Regions from separate parts of the Mus musculus genome. Here region 2 is linked to region 1. The links are chromatin loops, found by intact Hi-C in ENCODE. Cell type or tissue: left cerebral cortex. All regions are shown on one strand. Each heading gives the region's core, and the rest is flanking DNA. Links, peaks and the distances in the headings are about the cores only.

Region 1 (11,079 bases), core at 1,855-9,854:
TCTGAGAAATGCCAAGGTTTCTGGAACACTCTGTAGCTGCTTTCTTCATAAATTAGTGTCAGCAGAATGAGCAGCCCTAAAGTTCATGTCTTATATCACCGGGTTAAAGCCTGGTGTCAAGTCCCAGGAGGACCAGTGTCTGGAAACTGCCAGCCTCAGATCTCTGGACCAAGCATCAGAGAAAGGCGCCACATTGTCCAGGGGAAGCTTCGCCTCCTTCCCTCTGCCCAGTCTGCAGGCTGCCAAGGATGCTCTTCCTGGTAAAAGGCTCTTGTCTCTAGTTTCAGGAAAGGCCAGAGAGGGGAGGGCCAAGAACGGGGGTGGGGGTGGGAGTGGGGGTGGGGGTGGGAGAGGACGAGGGGGAGGGGAGGGAGAAGAGAGAATGAGGCACGGATAGAAAGAGCAGAAGAGATGGAAGGAAAAAGGAAAGGAAGGTGGTGATGGGGAGTGGGGAAGAGAGAGGAAGAGAGAACAGAACAAGAGGGGACAGGACAGAAAGGGAAAGACAGACCTCAGGATGGGACAGCTGGACAGCCTCAGCAGCTCCACATTCTCTGGAAATGCAGCCTTCTGTGGTCCGCTGCCCAGCCAGCCCCAGAGAGCCAAGGAGTAGCTGGCAAGAGGCAGGGCCAGTGTCCTAGCCAACGCTTACACCTGCTAACCAGTGCCAGTTCTAGCCAGTTGTACTGCTGGCTCCATGTGTGAAAGGGGGTGGTTCTTAGGGGATATCTGACATTTTTGTTTTAAGGTGAGGGTGGGAAGGAAACGTATTGACTGCACCGGTAGAGAGAAGGGAAGCAAGATTCCATAGATGCCCGTAGCTGTGGGCTGCCAAGGTCCTCGCTCTGGATGTTGTCTTTTGAAGGACTCTAAACCCTAACCATACTCTACAGGCATGGCTGAGCCATGACAGAGATGTGACTGGGTGCCATGTGGGAGCTCCAGCAAGGCCACAGAGGATGCTGCGGCTGAGCATATGGTACAGTAAAAACAGTTCCAAAGGAAGTTGTAGGGGAGGAGAGAGAAAGCCAGGCAAGGAGACTGGACATGGCCAGGACTGTGAGAAGTGTGCTGTGGCCAAGGCTGGGTAGCCAAGAGTTAGGATGGGTAGTGGGAGAAAGTGCCAGTAAGAAATGGTTTACATGCTTGTCTCATACATTCCATCCCGACCACACTTCCCCTCCGTCTCCCCCTAACCCCTCCCCTCCCCTCATATCTTCTCCCTTCCTCTCAGAAAAGAGCAGGGTTCCTGGGGGCATCAACCAATTATGGCATAACAAGCATAACAATAATTCCGGGCACATACCATCACACGAAGGCTGGACCAGGAAAAGGGCCCCACAAACAGGTAAAAGAGTTGAAAGCAGCCCCCACCCCCACTGTTCACTTGCCATTGAAGGAATGAGGACCTAAGGGTCTGTCACACGGTAGAGGAACAATGGCTGTCAATATTTAAAAAGAAGTAGTAGAGAGGATTTAAAACAATATCAATGCACAGCAATGATAGGTTTTTGATGATGCTATGCCAATTTCCCCGCTGTCACCATTACATTGTATGTGTTGAACTATTGCACCATGCCCAATAAATACATCCAATTATGTGTCTACCTAAATAAAGAACTGACTCACAAAAAAAAAAAAAAAGAAGAAGAAAGAAAAAAGAAAAAGAAAGAAAAGAAAAGCCTTATATGTTTTGCGGTAGATTGGGTACTATGGGGCCATTTCTAAACCCTAACTACATATTGTAAGCATAAGAGGAGTTTCTAATTATAGATGCATGCACACACACATTCCACATACACATACATGCATACAGTCACGTATGTGTACATGAACACTCATACATTCATGGACACATACCATATACACGTGTATTGTTCACAAATGAACACACACTTGAATATACAAATAAACACACACACACCTCCGTATCCCGTAGAGATTAGTTCCAGGACCCCTACAAGCAATGAATCCGTGGTTCCTGTTTCTTATCTAATGTGATATGGTAATTGTAAACTCTGAGCCTCAGGCGTTCCTTAAATGTACTTGACCACTGTCCCACAGCCCCAACTCCTCTTCCACGTTCTAAATCACTACTAGATTACTTACAATTCTTAATATACTGTAAATAACATATAGATGGCTACTACGCTGTGTTTCTTAGGAAGTAGTGAAAAGAGAAGAAATCAATACCTACTGAGGGCAGACACCTTGTCCTTCTGGAATGCTTTCAATCTCTGCTTGGTTGCAGCTGAGAGTGTGGTCTCTCAGAAAAAAATAAACAGCCACACACACATTACCTTCTGTTTATGTGCAATCATATTCAGGGATACTGGGGGGAACAGGGCATCAACATTTGAATTAGGAGGAACACAATCCTGCCCCTAAGATGGGTCACAGCAGCTCAGGAGAGAGCTGATGAAGGACATGAGGCGGTAGTAGGGGTAGAGATGGGGAAGAGAGAAAGTGGGGTGGCTATTAGATGGGGGTCAAGGCCACCCCCATTTCTTAGTGCAACCATTGATGTCCTTTGTGGAGGTGTTAGCAGTAGAGAAAGGAGATGCACGTGGCAAGGTTCCTTTGTGACTCTAAATGAAGAGTAAAAAAGAGTTAGGTGGAGATGAAGGAGTACTGTCAGTATGCAGAGACAGCTGTGGCCAGGGGTGTGACTGAGGCACCCCATGCCTCCCAGAAGCCTCAGAAAGAAAGGGGGGCAGGGGAAGAGGGAAAGGGAGGGAGAGGGAGAGAGGGAGGGAGAGAGAGGGAAGGGAGGGAAGGAGGAAGAGAGAGAGAGAGAGAGAGAGAGAGAGAGAGAGAGAGAGAGAGAGGATCTAAGAACTGGACTGAAGGAAAAGAACTCATTTGGAGTTCTTTTAAGCCACAGAATAAAAAGAGCCCTTCCAGTTTTACCCGAAGGAAAGTCTCGCTCAGTCACAAGCAGGGAGCAGAGTGAGAATCCTGATAAAGATGAAGCGATGTGCACCACGGAAGCCAAGCCGTAACAAGCACGAAGAAAGGCGTTATTGACAGACCCTTCCCTTGCTAATGAGAGGTCTGGCTTTCGAGAGCTAGCTCCTCGTTTGCTACATTATGCTGGTGAATTAATAGATACCTCAACAAAAGGACATTTAAATGAACGCTTGACACCTGCTTCAATCTTCAAGAAGCCATTAATTATGAATTCTTAAGAAAATGAGCGATGACACAACCCTAAGTGTATAATTCCTACCCACAGTGCCTAATCACACGGCCTTTCAGCTGCGAGACACATCTTTTCTGTTCATCTCCTCCGGTTCTGACCAATTAAACATTTTCGTTCATAATCATAACATTTCACATGCCAAATCTTCCAAAGAAAGGGAGCTTGTCAGCAACGCACTGCTTCCTGCTGCTAATTGATGCCGAATTCGAGTTCTTGAACGTGTGATCTATACGTGCGGGATGTGATGAACATGTTTGGGCTTTGTGAAAAGGTAAAGGCAGCCTTTGCCTTACAACCCAATTGTGTAAAAATGTTTCTTGTAGGGCAATATTTCTTGACAACGAAGATATTAATTAATTGCTGTGAGGCTGAGGTCAAAGTTTGCAAATCACGTATATACACAGAGAGAATAGTCGGCTTAAGTGGGTGTAGGCTTATTTGAAAAAAAGAAAAAGCCAACCTGATGTCATCTAAAGGAGTTAGAATAGCTCTATAGAGACAGATTTTTTTTTATGTCTTCTGTCCTTTTTCCTCCTCTTCCCCCTCCTCCCCCTCCTCCTCTTCCCCCTCCTCCTTCACACTTCTTCATCTCCTCCTCCTTCCCTGATCCTTCTTGGGACAGGGTCTCACAAATCCCAAGCTGGTATTGAATTTGCTATGTATCCAAGAGTGACCTTCAATTCCTGATCCTCCTGTGTCCTCCCTCCTCTGGGGTGCTGATTATACCTGGTTTCATGCGGTGCTGCGGATTGGTCTGTGTTCACACTAGAAAAGCGATCTACCAGCTAAGCTCCATCCTTAGGCCCACTTGTCTCACTCCGTCACATTTAACATTCACTGAAAGGCTCATCTCTCTGAGTGGTTTATTTCACAACAGTAGAGTGGCCACTGTAGTTGTTGTTGTTGTTGTTTTTCTTTTTCCAAGTATCAAACAGCATTTTTACACTGTAGGCTTCTGACTCAATCCCAGGGCAGTTTGGTTCCCAGTTTGTCACTAAGCTTGAGAGTCAATGATTCTGACCTAGCCAGCTCCGTCCCTCAGGCACAGGCAAATGCTGTCATGGTGCTTCATACTGGCTGTGGCTACACGGACCCAGATGCACGTTTATTTCCACATTTCCAGCAGGTGCAAAAAAAAAAAAAAAAAAAAGAAAGAAAGAAAAAAGAAAAAAACAGCAACAACCAAAAAAAAAAAACAAAAAAAAACAAAAAAAAAAACAAAAACAAAAAAAAAAAACAAAAAACAAAAAAAAAACCTCACCATACAGTGAAAGCTTGAAATACTCACCAGCTGGCCCTTTATGGAGATGGGGGGAAACCCTCTTAACCCTCACAGCAAACCAGTTGCATTATCAACGTGAACCATCTCACACACCTCTGTGTCCCTGAAGCCACCCAGCCCACTATCCCCTCTCCTGGACCTAGGTCTGTGCTGTCCGAGTAGGTTTTCCTGCTATTCCTCTGTAGACACCTTCACCGGCAGCCTTTTATTCTCAGTCCGGAAACAAGCCATCAGTGAGTCTAATCTAACGAATTCTGCTTTTTTTTTTTTTTTTTTTTTTTGGCAGATGTGAGCCACTGATGGCTTTGTCTGGTGAGTCAGCACGATTGGGAAGCCTGTAAGTAGGGGCTGCTGCTAGGCTCCCTCATCTATACCCTTAATGTGCTGTGGTGATGTCTTTAAGCCTCAGCCCCTTGGAAACAGTGAGTAGCAGAGTCCATATGAAGGAGCCCTTGCTCAGACACCCAGCACTGGGAACAGAGATGGACATAAGGCTGGCCTCTGTGTGTGGTAGACCATGCTTGTTCATCATGTACAGACAGAGGTGCTGAGAGGTGGGTCAATGCCTCCTCTCAATTTGATTCGTTCCCGCCTGACATCTCCAGACCTCAGCATCTCCTTCCTTCCTTCCTTCCTTCCTTCCTTCCTTCCTTCCTTCCTTCCTTTTTTTCTTTTTCTGGTTTTTCAAGACAGGGTTTCTCTGTGTAGCCCTGGCTGTCCTGAAACTCACTCTGTAGACCAGATTGGTCTTGAACTCAGAAATCTCCCTCCCAAATGCTGGGATTAAAGGCGTGCGCCACCACTGTCCTGCTTGTCCTATGGACAAAATGTTTATGTTTCTGATATGTTTTCCTTTTTTCAAGATCAAAATCTGCCTCAGGAGCCACCTCTCCTTCACGTGCCAGTTTGCTCACTCATGGGCAGCTCACAGACGTAGACTCACGGCCTGCTGTCCCCCTGCTAACCTGCACAGATGCAGGAAATGGGAACGGAAGATAAGGCACTAAAGTTTTCCTCTCCATCAGACCATGTACATCCTCAAAGAGCCAACACATAAACCAGATGCAGGTGCAGACACTATAACCTTGCTCAGAAGGCCCTGATAACCAAGCTGTAAGCACACTCAAATATCTCCATCGTACCTGGTCTCCCTGCAGTGTGTGCTGATCAAGGGGTGTCTTTGTAGCAATGTTGCTGTAGTAGGCATAGGACAGTTCCCAGTCCAGTGGGTAGCTGTCAACACCCTGGTAGTGTTTGTACCCAAGATTCATTGATGACAGTCTCTCACTGCCCTGGCCTCCAACCAGACTGTATAGCATGCCCTGTAAGGAAGAAATTGATAAAGTGTTCACAAGACTGTATAGATAAGGTTATAAAATCCCCTAAAGCCAAAAGGTCGTTGGCCCTGCTCCATCTCTCTAATCCCAGCCATCCTAAACACACACACACACACACACACACACACACACACACACAAAGACAAGCAATCATATGCAGAGATCAGAAATTAAAAGTGTTTGGAGAACATGGTGTTTTCTTGTGATAGTGTTATCTATCAATGTGACTATGCTGGCAGGGGCCCAGCGTCATTTCTCAGGGAGTCTGGTAGGCTGTTTCCAGTGAAATCTTGGAGATGGGTGTCTGAATAAAGCAGGTGGTCCTCCCCAGCCACAGATGGTCCTCCCCAGGCTGGGGGAGCAGCATCCCATTGAGAGCCTGAAAAGACCCAAAGGCAGAGGAAGGAGGGACTCATCCCTTTTGGCTTCCTGCCTGCCTGCCTGCCTGTGCTGGGACTCTCATCTTTTCCTGTCTAAGAGGTAGAATTTCCACTACCAGCTCCCCTGGTCAGCGGGCCCTTCTGGCTTTGACTAGAAACCCACCGGCAGCGGCGGGGGCTCGCCTGGCCTCCTGCTTGCAGATGGCAGAGCAGAGAACTTCTCAGACTTCATAATTGCATGAGCTGATTCCTCAGAATAAATCTCTCCCTAGATATATAAAATCCCATTGGTTCTGTTTTTCTGGAGAACCCTGACTAATACACTTGGGAAAATGTGACTCTGAATGTTAGGCACGTTGCATAATCAATTTGGATTCAAGACCCAAAGTAAAACTGTCTACTGCGGCATCTATTTTGATGGTAGAAGGATAGATGTGGCGACAAGGAGATCCATCGACTTTTATTAGCTAAAAAGTAAACTGAGGTGAGGACCTCGACCTGGGGACCACTGCGTTTATCAATATTATCCTGACTTTGAAGGACAGGATCCCAGCCGGCTCTGCTCAAACTGTCCCTTGGATGGTTGACCAAAACATGAAAGCCATGTGCAGAAATGGAGATGTGTATTTTTTTTTCCTCCCTGAAAACAGGTTATTGTGTAGTTCCACAGCCCAAGGACATTTTTCCCTAGGTGTAGAGATTTTTAGGGGACTCCAAGGAGCTGCAACACATCCAGTGCTAGCAGGGGCATCTCTCAGCACACATAACCCAGGTGACAGGTGCTCCTGGACTCATGAAATACTCCACCTGCAGCTGATCCCGAGGTCCATTTAATCCAGTTTCATAGAAGACGGTGAGGTAGTAGGATGCTTTATGGTATCCACAGCAGCTGGAATCCATCAGAAAGGGGATGGCAGAGCTAATTTGGTGAAGGCCATCAACGCCAGAGAGTCTCTTTACAGCCTTCTCAAATATCCTTGCACCGATTTCTAATACGGAGTCATTTTGGTTCCATGGCACTGTAAATAACACAATTCGAAGCACACAGAATTAATTACCATGGGGCTGATGTGGCTGGAGAAGAAGGAAGGATAGCCAATTAAATACCTTTGTTATTGACAAGGTGGGTCCTGCAGTACCCTGAAATATACCACCCTCTGGGGAAGTAAATTAAACCCTTTGGGGAAAGCTGTGGTGTCAGTCTGTAAAAAGCCTTTCCTCTGGCACTAAATGACAGCCTAGTATCCCGGGGAAAAGGATGTGCCTCACATAGCTGAGAAGATGCCTCAAGAGAGTAATTCACTCAGTGTAATTCACCGCCCAATCAGGGCTGCTGAAACTTCCAGAGAGACTCTTCTTTCTCAGTCTGGGAAGAAGAATGTGTTTTATCCCAGAAATAGTTCCTTGGTACCGCTCCCAAAAATCTGAGCAGGAGCGTTTTATTTTGAGACGCTTTCCTCACCATCTTTCAATTCCAGTTTTGCTTGTGGGTCTCTGGATCTAATGAAAAGAATGAGTCAACTTCTGTGGAAGGCTTACAAGCCGCCAAACACAGGGTCAAGCTTCCTACGCAAATGAGGCCATTGGATCTGCAAGAGCTTAGATGGCTGCTACTATTGTTAGCCTCCTCCTTCCCCACCAGGGATTACGGCCCAAAGAAGCAAAATAAGTTGTGTACAGTTGAAAAGACTGGCAAAGAACCCGGCCAACCTTTGAACCCTGCTAGGCAGATCACACTTAGCCCCTTGGGGACAGGCAAGCTGCTCTGGCCACCAGGCCCCCCAGCATGGATGAGGACTTGTCAGGTCTGCCTTAAGATGCTTGGTGCTTTCTTTTACAAAACCTCCCATAAATCTATATGCTGGTCAACGTCCAAGTCCAGAGACTGAGTGTGCCGGCGCCATGACGTGACTGTTAGAATCTTCTAAAATTTGTCTTTGCCACCCATCTCTTTTATTTATGAATGCAGACAATAAATGCTTCTAGGACAGGCAAGGCACTGTTGTAGGCGCCATGCTACAGAAGACCATACAGGATGGAAAGGTGTTATTCACGGGAAACACGGCACTGGAGTTACATGTAAACAGCATCAGCTTGAATGTTAAGTTAAATGTCAACTTGGACTAAAGTTTTACCTGCCTAGAAACTGGTACTTCCAACATTTTTTATTTTCTTTAGCCTATGAAAAACAAAGTAACTTTTAAAAAAATGTTCTGGGGGCCAATGGATAAATCACATTTATTAGAACACCAGTAATGAATAGCTGAGATTTTGTGTGTGTGTGTGTGTGTGTGTGTGTGTGTGTGTGTGTGTGTGTGGAGAATGAGAGGTATGGATTAAGTTTATTGAAGAGTAATTCTCTTGCAGTGATTCATTTTGAAAACAGGGGTCCGGAGGGCTGGGAAGATGGCTTAGTTGGTAAAGTACTTGTCAAAAAACAGGTACGAATACCTGAGTTTGATCCCTAGCAATCACATAAAAAGCCAGGGGTAGAGAGGCATTGGCTTGTAACTCCAGTATTGGATAGGCAGAGCTAAGAAACGTCCAAGACTTGCTGGCCAGCCAGCCAAGTGGAATTGGTGACCCTCGGGCCAATGAGAGAACAAGGGACATGGCATCTGAGCAGCAATTCTAGAGGTGCCCACTAGTCTCCACACACAGGCATACACATGGCATATCGAGGTGCATAAGTGTGTGTGTAAGCACATACACAGAGAGAGAGAGAGAGAGAGAGAGAGAGAGAGAGAGAGAGAGAGAGAGAGAGAGAGAGAGCACAAAGATCTAGGGCCGGAATCATGAACAGAACAGATACACTCGTTTACAAGCTTCTGGACCCCGGGAGCCTCCGAAAGGCAGGTATGATCCAGACCGGAAGATCCCTGAAAGGCAGACAGATTCTCTGTTCCAGCTGCATCAGCTTAGGCTCTACAGATAGATCCCAAAAGCCCAGAACCACGGCAGCTGAAAAAGCCATCTTATTGCCTGAACAGCAGTGTGCCTTTCCCATATTCTCTATGTTTGCATATTTGCTTGCTTGCTTTACTCTCAAAAGACATAACTGTTTGTTATGTAAGAAACATAACTATTTGTTTTTGTAAGACAAATCAAACAATGCAAATGGTATTAAATAAAACAGGAGTCTCTGCTCCCCCACTCTGTCTTTAGTGAGGATGAAAGCTGGTAAAAAGCTTGGTACCTAGGTGTGGAGACTTCCTTCGTATGCACAATAATGCATGAGGGCATCTATTTACATATACACATTTCCTTTTCCCCAGTGGCATAAGATGCCACTGTAGATTCTGACTTCATTTTTATATGTTTTATGCTTTTATTAAAATTTACTTCTGCATTTGTGTGTGTCTATGTGGAAGGCACATACGTGCTGCACGCACGTGGCAGTCAGAGGACCACTTGCAGGAGTCAGTCCGTTCCTTCCCCTACCTGGATCCTAGAGATCAAACTCAGGTCTTTAGGCTCTGTGATAAGCCACTTTACCCACTAGTCCACCTCACTGGCCCAACTTTCTCTTGTAAATTAATTCTGTATTATTAACATCTCTCTATGGCTGTCACAAGTCAGTAAATGCCAAAGAAGAGTAGGGTGATAGTTCAGTTGGTAATGTGTTCTGTGCAAGCATGAGGTCCTGAATTCAGATCCCCAAAACACACACAAAAGAGCTACACATTGTGATGAATGCCTGCAACTCAGCCTGAGGGCGAGTGAGACAGATGGAATCCTGAAGCTCATTGGCCAGCTAGCATAAGCTACTCCAGACACTTTGGGTTCACTGAGAGTCCTGTCTAAACAAAATAATAATAAAGGTGGGACATGATCGAGGAAAGACACCAACGATGAGCTCAGACCTTCACACACGCTTGCAGCCACGTGTACTCATCCTCCCAATATGAATGAATGAATGAATGAATGGATGAACGAACGAATGAATGAATGAATGAATGGTAGTTATTGGGACACCACTTCCAGGGTTCACACCAGTTCCCTACATTCTTGGTCATCCAAGTGGCATGTAAACACATGGCAGAGTATGTTCCAATCTTCCTGTGCATACTCTATCATACATCTTCCTGTGCATACCCACCTTCCTGCATACTCTTATCAGGTGTGTCCTACCTGCAGCTTGTGGCCACATGTGGCCAAGAGCAGTGTGAGCTCTACCTAACTCAACATCTAAACTTACTTGAAACATTATGAGATATTTGTTTGTGATTATTATTATTATTTTCAACTCAATTGTCTGCTTCTAGAGCATGAATGTTGTGGATGACAATGTCCTGTGACATTGTTAATCAGCTGGTCACGCCCTTGAGCCTAAATCATCTCTAGATTCCTTGTGTCCAGTATATTGGAAATGCTAAGGAAATGGGTGTTACCCTGGATTGTAACGATTGATAACAACACAAATATGTCTGTAATATGTTCATGTTCATTATTGATTATTGTAGGGTTTCTTTTTTTTTCAGTGTTGAGTGTTGACCTGAGACCCTTATACAAACCAAGCATTGGAGACCACAGCTCCACCCCTAGCCTGCTACTCTAAATACCCTTGATCCATGGTCTGTAGTGCACTGAGAGTCCACAGGAACAGAGTCCAACCACACCGCATTTACGGCTGAACCAAGTTCTCTATTTTTAGACTCTTGGGTTGGGTTATTTTGTGTGAATTTGCTACAGCCAACAATGCAGCAATGGGCAGCCCTGGGCACTTCTCTCTGTTTTCCCGATGGATTATGCCTGCATAATAACACCCTTTTCCAGCAGGACTCTGACACTCTTATTTGGTTGGGTTTTCCCTTTGTCTGCTGAGGGAAGCACGCTACTCTACTGGACCATTCCCCTGATAAGAACGTTCTCCATGGA
Region 2 (11,079 bases), core at 1,480-9,479, 55 kb after region 1:
TATGCTAGGGTGATGCTTTCCCATAGAAATCCATGCAAGGAACCTTTCGCTTCTTGAGGCCAGACAAAGCCCAGAGTCCAAAGCCTACCTTGGTACAGGGCACACCACAACCTGTTCTCTTCTGAAGAATGACTCTGGATCACGTTCTTTCCATACCTTCTGAAAAACTCACCCAGGCCCAGTTTTCTTGCTTTTATTACGATTATTTTTACCTCTAGCCCATTTTCAATGCTAAAAGGAGGGAGCTCTCTTTTGAACAGAAATGCAGGGGGAAAGCCATTTGATTCCCCTGCGAAGTGTGGTTCCTAATAAGCCTGTTCATTATTTTACATCTGATTGCTTGAAAATGCGCCCGTCACACTTTTCTGCATTAATAAGGGCAGCGTGCCACAGTTTGCCCGGCGCGTTACACTCGTCACATCGTGGCTGACGGAGGTGGAGTCACACCTCACCCCGCAACCTCTCCAGGGCCTTCCTTCCAAATTCTGTTTCAAAGAAAATGTCTGGGTACTCGTATGAAGATTGTTGTATTTTCATCTGGCTCTAAGCCCTGAGAGTCAGCAGAACCAAATGGAAAGAATGCAGATTCAACACACATGTTCTCCTGTGTGATGGTCAGGAGGCAGAACACACACTTGTGACATGCTAGAAGTGTAAAATAGACCCTGGATTTCAAAGCCTTGCTATTTAACAAAAGGTTACAAAGTGTCTTATTAATGGCTTTTGCATTGATTGCATGTCAAAATGATAATATTTGGATACATCAAATTAAATAAGATGTACTAAAATGAATCATACCTGTTCTTGTTTACTTTTTCAATGTGGCAGCTACTGAATACAGAATGACAGATGTGACTTGAACTGTCTATGGATCCTGCTATTCTAGATTTGAGGTCATTGAACTTGTTCTTTTTTGGGGTGGGGTGGCTAAATGGTGAAAAAGCAGTCGTCCCTCAGTCTCTGAAAGGCATTGGTTTCCAGACCACAACCAATCCCAACATCTGTGGATGCTCAGGTGTCTTATACATACAGCACAGGGTAACTGTGTAGAACAGGTCCTCCTATGTATGTAACAGAAGCATATGTGTGTACATGCATGAAGATGTGACGGCCAGAGGAAGACGTTTGCTCTTGTTCCACAAGCACCATCCACCTTAGTTTTCTTTGTTTGTTTATGTCTTTTGTTTAGAAGGTGTGGCTGTTTTGTTGTTTTGAGACAGGGTCATTCACTGGTTTGAAACGTGTCAAATAAGCTCAGCTAACCAGCCAAGCAGTCAGTCCCAGGGATCCCCCTGCCTCCACTTCCCCGGCACTGGAGATAAAAATAAACACCACACATTCACCTGGTTTTATTCGATCATTTGTTTTTTTGAAGTAAGGTCTAACTATGTCACTCTGGCTAGCTTCAAACGAGTTATGTAGACCAGGCTGGTCTTGAACTCACAGAGTTCTACCTTCCTCTGCTTCCTGCATGCTGGGATTAAAGGTGTGTGCTACTATATCTGATCAATGCTCAGCTGGTTTTGGGGGGCTTTTTTGTTTTTTTAATGTGTGTTCTGGGGGTCAAACTCAGGTCTTTGTGTTTATAAGGCAAACATTTTACTGGCGAAGTCATCTTCTCTACCCTCTTCCTGTATATTATAAACGATCATGCAAATGTTTTGTGTATAGTTGTTATATTATGCTGTTTCAGAAAAAAACAATGAGGAAGCACTATACATGTCCAGTATAGATGCAATAATTTGTTCAATATTTTTGATCCTTGATTGATTGAACTTATGTTCACAAACAGGCACATTGGCTGGACTGGCCTGTAGTTTGCCAACCACTGTTCAACAACATACAGCTTTTTTCTAGGTGGAGTTCTGAGAGACAGGGTGTTAGAAGCTAAGCCCTGTCTGGAGCTGCAATGGGAGAGATGGGATGAAAGACTCAGGAACAATGGCCTGATGAGGCTTGGCTGTGTGTTTCTCTAAGGCTCCCAAGTGGTAGCTGTTGACATCCCGCTATTGCTTCTCTTGGTAAAGACTCAAGTCAGATGAGAACCTGACGCTAGGCTGGGTAGTGAGCTAGCTGATTTAAGAAGTGGGAGAAGTACTGTGGTAGTTGGAGTGTGAATGGGACTTCAGGAAGAGGGCAGCATTTCTGTAATATGATAGGGACACGCTGGTCCTAAAATCACCCCATGTGTCGTGTGCAGGGCATTGGCCAAAGGCCTTTGAGCAGCCCTTAGGATCCCTAGTCTTTGGGACACCTACACAATGAAGCAAGCTGGCTTCTCCCAGGCTGGAGCAGGCCCAGCTGCTACACCGTGAGCTGTGGCTACCTCTGCTATGTACAAAACCAACACCGATTAGTAACACATCACACTCTAAATATTGATTAAGCCAAAGCTGATTTCCTGGCTCAAGCCATGTGTGTGGTTGTCAGCTGTTTCCTGCCAGGAAAATAAGGCAATTAGCTTGAAGAGTTCCAGCTTCAGGCGAGACACGTGTCCAAGCTTCATAGGTATTTTCTTTTGCCAGGTTGCATTAACATAAACTAAAAGACCTCCCCACACTTTCCTAGGTCTAGAAACTCTGAGGCCAGAGCCTATATCCATGTCACATCTTCAGATTCTGAAAGAATTCACATGGGGAATTAGTATGTTCCTTGAAAAAAAAGCAGTAGATAGGAGGACCTGCCAGGTGTTTAAGTGGTCAATCTCCTGCCTCACAGGCCTCGAAGGTACCTAGAAACCAAAACAGCTGATCCGAACTTGAAAATGCACTGTCCTTCCTTACTGTCCCAACTTCTCCCACAAAGGCTGACCAGCAGCCTACTCTCCACTAAGCCTCCTTGTCCCCCTCTTATCATCAGCATTGCCAGCCCGAAAAACAAACCTTGAGCTAAGACTGAGAGGTTCCTGAAGGTGGCACCAACTGGATCAGTTTGGGGTGGACTTCTCCAGCTCGTTCCCCACTCCTGATCTTCCAGACAACCAACCTATGTCCTGGAATTTTTCCATGCCTCCAGAAAAATTTAAAACCTATTTTCTTATTTTTTAAAAAAAATTCCCATTCATAACCCCCACTCTCACCCCCATGGATTCTGGCTCAGCCGACAAGTTCATTCTTGTTACCATGATGATGCTAGTGCCAGATCTCCGAACTTGTATTCTTGGCTTGTGAGAAAACGGGGCGGGGGGGCACTACCACGAACAAAACCAAACAAACAAACCTCAAATGCACCGCAGCTCTAAGCTAGGCATTCAGGGTGGGAAGAGGAACTTCTGGTCCCTTCATATCATGCTGTTTAAGTGACCATATCAATGTTCCACTCCATAAACCAAAGAATCGCTCTGTTCACTCGGGGCCAGGAAAAGACTCCAGAGCCCTCAGATAACTGGTTCCGGCAGAAGGGAGCCCCAATCAAAGTCAAATCTAAGAATGTCATGCACAGTCACAAAACATAAACTGGTTTTGCCTTTGTAATTATGTACTGTAATATTTTTAGAAAATGGAATAGATCGGTTAATGTGTGTTCATAATAGAAGAACCAAAGTTAGAAACCTTAACTCATTGATTCAACCTAAGCATCAAGGACCGATGAGCCCAGATGAGCCCAGATGAGCCCATATATCTTCTGGATTAAAAAAAAACCAACACAGAACTATCCATATGGCCTAAACTTCTTTTAGGATGAGTGCATTTGATTCCTTTAAACAAATCAATAAGGAGTGACTGTGTTCGAATAGCCCTGTTCCACAGAGCTGGGAAACTGGCTTTCTTCTCTACATGGTCCACTAGGTATTGAAGGAATGAACAGGGGTTGGAGAATCTAAAATCATTCACTCTCACCACAGGAAGTTCATTTACACTTACCAGTGTGTGGGAGCAGGTCAGACACGCAAATAATAACTGTGTCTGTTTTTCTCGCTCCTGCCGGCCACTCCATCCATCACCTAACAAGACTTTGGCTCCAGAACACTCTGTCTCCAAACTGGCTGCATCAAACTTTCCACGGTCAGAAAAGCAATTGTATTGGCTTAAAAGTCCTATTTTGTCCAATTTCTGCTGAGTAAATAAGCAAAACTTGCTTGATGTCCACAAAGCATGCAATTATGCAGACCAGGCTATGATGTCAACATGGCCTTCACCATCAAGATATGTCTGGGGAGATATTTCCCATCAAGCACAGCCCTCCCCTTCCCAGACAGAGCGGACCAGAGGTGCACCATCCCATCAACGATCAATATTTCTCCTTGTGCCACAGACCCTCAATACTAGTTAGCATGACTTTCATTCTAACTCAGACCCCACAAGGACGGATAAGGCTGGTTTGGTTTTATTTCATTGGGGGCTCACTTTCCTGTCTCTACTCTTTGTCTTGAGGTGAGGAGACCTGGAGACATTAACATCCCAATGCCAGCCCACTGGGAAGGACCAATACACTCTGGTCAATCTGTCCCACATTTTGCGGGGAAGAGATGGTATGTCACACAGAGACACATGGGCCTGGGTGTACACTCCAGGATGAGTAAGCCATTCTCTGTGTGAAGATAGAAGGCAGGAGCTGCCAAGGCACAACCCTGTCAGCAATTCCTCACCCTCTTCCCTCAGATCCTCCCTCTGAGGGACAGGACAAGCCAATAGAAAGAGTAACTAAATTCACTTTGGACTATTTATGGTTTGCTCCAGCCTATCCATCATCTCAGAGAATTGCTTGGGTCCTTTATTTCTTCTCTACCACATTTCCTATTGCTCCTGCACTCTTGGCAGGCAGCGAAAGCAGGAGGCAAAAGGCAGGGGCCACAGAGTGGGAGAGTCAGCGTGACGATTGGGACGAACAGGGATGCCACTGGCAAATAGGACATTTGGAGATTACCTCTGAATTCCAAATATTCACAATCACAGTTCCACGAGCTGAGTAACTGAGGGTCCTTAAGATTTTTTTTTAAACTTTTTACATTCTGTGCTGTGTATTATGAAAGGATAATGAATAATCCTGGGTGGTAATGGATGGGATGTGCGCACTTACAGGGCTTCCGGTACGAGACTCTATCACAGCCGCTGTCTGCTAACGATCTCGCTCTACATCTAAGTTGCTAATGCCCTCTTATTTCTTTGTCCCTAGTTGTCTAACACGCTCAAATGTCCACTCTGAATACTTCAGCTCTACAGCTGACATCCATATTGCCTAGAGTGAGATTTATTTTCTCACTTAAGGGGGGAAAAATTACCCATTGGAGACTAGAGTTCAGTTGGCAGATTTGCCTTCTGGAAGCTCCGATGTCAAGGGCAGGACGAGGGGCTGTTCCCGTCAGGCAAGAGGAGAAAGGGGAACACAGCAGGAGGATCTGTGGGGCAGGCTGAGTCCTGTGTGAGGAGACTTCCCAGCAGCAGTGACTTAAGAGAAAGCAGGCCCTCCCTCACCCACTCTCCGAGGCTCTCTTCGTCTTGACCTTTGGTGACCTCAGGATTTTCTGGCAGTCACTGGAACCAGGAATCATCTTTTCAGCAATCTGCCTGGCATGGCTTCCCGGCCTATCTTTCAGGTCTCATCACAATTATTCGTGCTCTGACAGTGTCCTAGCTCCAGGCACAGGACTCCTGTGGGCTGGCACTGAAGGTTACTTTGTCCCAGCCGACGAAGAAGGGAGGTGCCCTTCCTCAGAACCCTGGCTCCAGGGGACAGACTCCCCCAAGAAGGGCATGCTCAGAAAGCTATTTGTATCCCAGTCTTGGCCAGCAGGCCGACATAAAATAGGAATGGGCTACCAAGTCATGAGTGAGTCCGAATTGTGGCACCCACTGCTCGGTCGCCATCGGCTTGGGACACAATGCAGCTCAAATGCTGCCCCTGAGTTTTTTCCTCGCCCTTACCAATGGTAAATAGGTTCTGGGTTTACTTTTCTTTCCCTTCACTCTTCCTCTTGAACATCCTGCTTCTATTCTGTGGCCCATCCCTTCTGCTCTGTGCATCTTAGGTTACTTTAGACATGACCTCACATCTTGGACAGTTGCACAGCAGCTGGTAATAGCTGGAGCCCTGCTAATGCACTATACATTTATGCGACAGGGAAATGGTCTATCAGAAGCGAACTCCAGAACACACTCGAGCTCTCAGGCTGTCTGTGTGGCCTGCAGCAGCTTGCTTAACCTCTCTGAGACTACTCTCTCCTCTGAGTGGAGATCATAACAGCTGCTATCACACATGGGGTATTACTAAGATTAATGTTGGGCAGTGGCCACATGTGACTTAGCACAATGGAAGCTGTTCTTATGGCTTTCAAGTTCTGAAATGGCTTTCACCATGAGCTTCTGTCTAGACGTTCTGCTCCACCTGCCTGCCTCTATCTCCCTCCCAGCCAGTCAGTTCCGCCAGGAGGCATTCCTTGATCAAGGAGAACCCACACAGTAACACATCACATCTTCATTGTTTCCCGGTCTCACACATACACAGTCACTCACACAACACACACACACATACACACACACACACACACATTCTCTCTCCCTCCCTCTCTCTCTCATTCAGTGTGTGTGTGTGTGTGTGTGAGAGAGAGAGAGAGAGAGAGAGAGAGAGAGAGAGAGATAGACTTTTACATTTTACATTTTCCCCAGTTCACACCCCAAGCCTAGAAGCCCCACCCTCCACAAGTATCTCAGGTATAGTGTACCAGAGGAGCACACGGCTGGCCATTCAGAACAAACTGTGGAGGCCGCCTCTGGAATCCAGCTTTAGCTTAGATGGGCAAACCTCTCTCAGTCAGTGATGCGCGGCTCTCTTGCTCATTCAAGTGTCTGATATCCTGCTATCAGACGCTGCTTCTTCCCCCACCCCAGAAGGAAGCACTCAAGCAGGGACCCTGATAGGTGCCTCTGTGATCTTCTTATATCCACCCCTCACCCAGCTACCTAGATGTCTGTCCATGTTGTTCTCTCCACATCACGGGTCCAGCACCTCACTTTCCTCAGTCGCTCCTGTTGAAACTTGGATCCTTTCTCCTCTTGGCTCTGTCCCTATAAACCCCCATTGGAGAGCATGGAGCTTCTGTCTCTGCCACGTCAGCCTTTACGTCTTTACACTTGTTACTCTGATTTTGTCGGCTGTCAAGAAGTGCCCCTCCCCCAACCAGGCCTTGAGAGTCTCACGTGGAACTTTCCAGATCATCTTAATGGAACTATTTCATGGACTGCTCAACTCCATAAATTCTGGCTGTGCACTAACCAGCAGTGCTCTGTATGCAGGATCATCTGTTTAAACAAAACCCCCCGTCATCTGACATGGCAGCTTTATTTATGAGTCTGTGTACTGTAACCCCGTGGCATAAATATTAAATAATAACATCCCTTGGGCAAAAAAAAAAAAAATCATACCCATTACGTTACCTGGCATCTTCTTATGAAAATATAAAGTAAACCCAACCACACACACACACACACACACACACACACACACACACACACACACACACGGTATTAGTTAATCCTAAGGAACAAGTATATAAGAAAGGATTGTTCAACAGGTAGAGAGAGGGGCACAATTAATATTTGCATTTTTACACTGCCTTGCTTCAAGAAATGAAAGAGTCAAGAAGTAAAGAGTGTTGAAAACAACAGCAAACTTGCATAGGTGACAAGTTTCTTCAAACCTAAATTTCAAGCCCTGTCAGCACCTCCTTAGCAGGTGAGCTTAGAAGACGACCAGAATCCAAACACCGTCAGTGCACATGAACGGGGTTCTGGACAATGACATTGCTCGTTTTTTAAGCATTCTGTGAATTTCCTATTACATCAGTTTCATGATTCAGCATTTTCCTTTTCATTTATTTACAGTAATATTCGGCGAGATAACCTAAGCTTTCCGCAGGATCCTGGAACATAAGGTAGGCTGGGCAGCAAGGGTGTAGCCTTCTGTAAATTTACTATTGCTCAGAACTCAGGAACAAATGGGAGAGAGCAAGTCAGCCAAAGAACTGGGAAATAGCTCCTCACCTTACTCTGAGGGTCTCATTTTCTCTGGTATTTAAAATAGGTGACTGCCATCTAGTTTGTAAGTCTAACAGAAGGCAAGAAGTGTGCAAATTGCAAACTGTGCATAAGCCAAACGCAGCTCTGAAACGACAGCGTTCAAGACGCAACTAAAGTCACCACTCTGGCGGTAAGCGTGGTACAAAGAAGTAGATTTCATTCTGGCACCCGCAACTTGGCTGGAGTGACCAAGGAGTTGAGAAAGAGCCTCTGGAAATGCGATGTGCGGTGGCACAGAACCGTCTGGACGGAAAGAACCCGATGCAAACTCAAAGGAGGGTCGGGGTGGGGGGTGGGGGCAGGAAAAAGGAGAAGTTGGGCACACGGAGCAAAGGAGCTTCAAGAAGGTGAATGAAAAGCCTAGGACAGGTGGGGACAGGGCTGGGGAGCCACGATCCAAGGGGCGGGAAGCAAATGCAGGGTAGGGAGGGTCCAACGTCGCTGGGGACAAGAAGGGTACTCTAGGGGAACCTAGCCCTGGTCTCCAGCAAGGCGATGAGGAAGAGGAATGACTCCAGCGAGAGTAGCCCGCAAGTCCGGTCCACGCACCCGGGTACTCATCCCAAGGGCTGGGAGCGCCCGGGACGCAGTGGCAAGGAAAAGAGACAAACTCGCGGCGACGTCCCCACCTCCTGCGGTTGGGGTCCCAGGCCACCCCCACCCCGTCCCCAGGGCCCGCGCAGAAGGAAGGACCCTAATAGGGTCCGGCGCTCACCAGGTAGCAGAGAAAGAGCAATGCGCTGGTAGGGCGGCCGCCGAGGCCCGGGGAGACACCGCGGCTCGGGGGGACCATGGCTGCGGCCGGGGGACCGAAAGCGGGCGGCGGGGGCTGCTGCTGCTGCTGCTGCTGTCGCCGCCGTGGCCACCAAAGCCCCGCGCCGCGCCACTGCATGGCGAGGCCGCCCGGATCCCGGCCGGAACAGGTCACCTGGTGCAGGGACCGGCCCCCGCCCGAGGCGCCACCTTCCCTCCCGCCCCCGGCCGGCGGCCCGCCGCGCGCGGGGCCACCTGCCGCTGCCACCGGACCCGCCGCCGCCACCGCCGCCACCGCCGCTCCCGCCGCCGCCCCCGCAGCCCCAACCGAGCGCCGGCTCCTCCCCGCTCGCAGTCCCGTCCCCTCCCTCCCTCGGCCTCCCTGCCCAGCCCGCCTCCCTGGTCGTTCCCTCCGAACCCACGACGTCCACCCCTCCTGGCCGTAGGCGCCCACACAGGTGGGGACCTCGTGGTCCCGCCCCCCACCCCGGCCGCTGTTCGCCCCCGGGTCCGCGGGGCTCTCGGTCGCCCCCCCCATCCCTTTCTCTTGCTTCCTCCTCCGCCCCTTCCGCGCCCTTGCAGTCCGCGATCCCCCCCCCCCACCCCTTCTACTACCCACTTTCTCCGTTTCCTCCACGTCCTTTCTCCCCAACTCCCTCCCTTCTCCATCTCTCTCTCCCGCATCTCTAGCGGGTGCCCACCCTGCTGCTTGCCTCTCATTCCCACTTCGCGCCCCAGCACTAGACAGTGAGGTTTGTTTGGTGGCTTGGGGGTGGAGGGGTAGTGGTGGCCCGGGCGCCATTCCGGCAGGGCGGGGGCCGAGAGTGCTTTCTTGGAGTTGAGCCACGCAGCCGCTTGGCTTCTAATCCTTAGGGATGGATTTTGACCCCTGCTAACCTCCACCTGTCACCTGCAGGGCTTGGGGCTGCTTTCCTGCTTGCAGGTTTAGAGCCCAGGCTGTGCCCCACCCTGCCGCCTGATTGGCGACTCGTTCTGGATGTTTCCCCAGGGTTTTGTGCGGTGTGGCCGCTGCTGCCTCCGCGCTCTTTGTTTTAATTGTCTGGAGTATTGGCGCCCAGAGCGGGTTTGTATTTGATTTGCATCCCTGAGCTCTGGCTTCCACTTGGACGAGGAGAAAATGAATTAATTAGGCCAGTACAATCGTACCCAAGCCCCAAATGAAAGGAGGTGAGGCCCTTGAAGTGCGCAAACAGCTTTTTTTTTTTTTTGAAAATCAGGACACATCCTAGGTTTTGGGGAGGCAAGGTGAGACTGGATGTTAGTAGACCTGGGTTCTGGAGCCACTGGCAGGTGACATGAGACTCGTGGACAGGGCAAGCAACTCGGGCTTGCCCTGTAGTTCCAGGAAGTGCTTGGCTGTCCTGCTGCTGAGAAGACTGCTTGTGAGCCAAGGGCTGGTGTCCTGAGATAGTTAACCCATGTTGAAAAGTTTGTCCCTTTGGCACTGATGTGGATGTGTGTGGATGGGAACTATTAATAGATTGGAAGCCAAGGAACACAACCCTTTCCCTGAGGAGTTGTCACTACTGTGGTCCAAGTAATGCCAGGCGCGGTGGGGGGTGGGAGGTGGGGCGGGGAGGATCGAGGAAAAGCTCAGAGTCAGTTTCTGGACCTGGCTACAGTGGGGCTATCAGCAAAGAGCTGGGACTTTCTTGCTCATTTTTGGTTTCTTAGGTTGCCTATGAGTTCTGGGCCAATCACAGCTAGAAGGCTCTCAGACCTTAGTTTAGTCTGAGGCATCTGGAGAACAAGCACATAGATGGCAGAGTGCCCCTGAATTCTGTCTCAGTCGGTCCTGGATGGTGTCTACCAGAGAAGCCCCCTGGTGAGTGAGTTTCCAAGGTGACAGTACAGAAGCAGGGAGGTCTCACTTTCCAAGCCATGGGCTTACAGGAAGGATGCTGCCTGTCTGGCCAGCTGCAAACACAATAAAGCACTTGGGAAGTTTGACAGATGTTGCCAGGATGCCTGTCCCACTTCCACAGAAACAAAGCACTTAAAATTCTCCTCTGTGATGCAGGGAACTATTTATTCCATTTAGTGTCCAAGGGAACAAAAGATGGGGTGGCTTTGTCCCAGATCCCATCTGTATTTTTTTTTCCATCAAAAGAAAAAATATTCCACAGATTTTTTTTTCCTCCTGATTTTCTTTTTTCTTGTTTTCTTTTTTTCCTTTTTTGAGACAGGGTCATGATTCTATATACCCAAACTGGCCTGAAGCATGAGATCTTCCAGCATCAGCCTCCTAAATGCTGGGATTGCAGGCAAGGACCACCACATTAGGTTGTTA

Evidence for each region. A loop is a pair of places that touch in the nucleus more often than their neighbours do. Peaks named below come from ENCODE experiments on the same cell type or tissue, not always from the same donor. Only the 100,000 strongest peaks of a DNase experiment are listed, where the experiment ranks them.
Region 2: it touches region 1 in a loop (2.1-fold over the local background); 4 of 42 quality-filtered maps call a loop at or near these places.

The regions. Positions count from the first base shown.
Region 1 is chr5:53,148,545-53,159,623 of GRCm38, forward strand. Sel1l3 (sel-1 suppressor of lin-12-like 3 (C. elegans)) reads right to left here. Exons shown (of 24, transcript NM_172710.3): 10 at 7,009-7,220; 11 at 5,627-5,806. Among named protein-coding and RNA genes, the nearest start is that of Sel1l3, 59 kb to the right of the region's middle. In left cerebral cortex, for the core only: no CTCF peak of the experiment used is centred there; DNase peaks (open chromatin) are centred at 3,268, 3,944, 4,834, 6,160 and 3 more places; H3K27ac peaks cover 4,760 bases.
Region 2 is chr5:53,204,400-53,215,478 of GRCm38, forward strand. It overlaps Sel1l3 (sel-1 suppressor of lin-12-like 3 (C. elegans)), which reads right to left and starts at 9,053. Exons shown (of 24, transcript NM_172710.3): 1 at 8,731-9,053. The coding sequence starts at 8,907. In left cerebral cortex, for the core only: no CTCF peak of the experiment used is centred there; DNase peaks (open chromatin) are centred at 4,542, 6,308, 6,818, 7,018 and 3 more places; H3K4me3 peaks cover 3,764 bases; H3K27ac peaks cover 2,586 bases.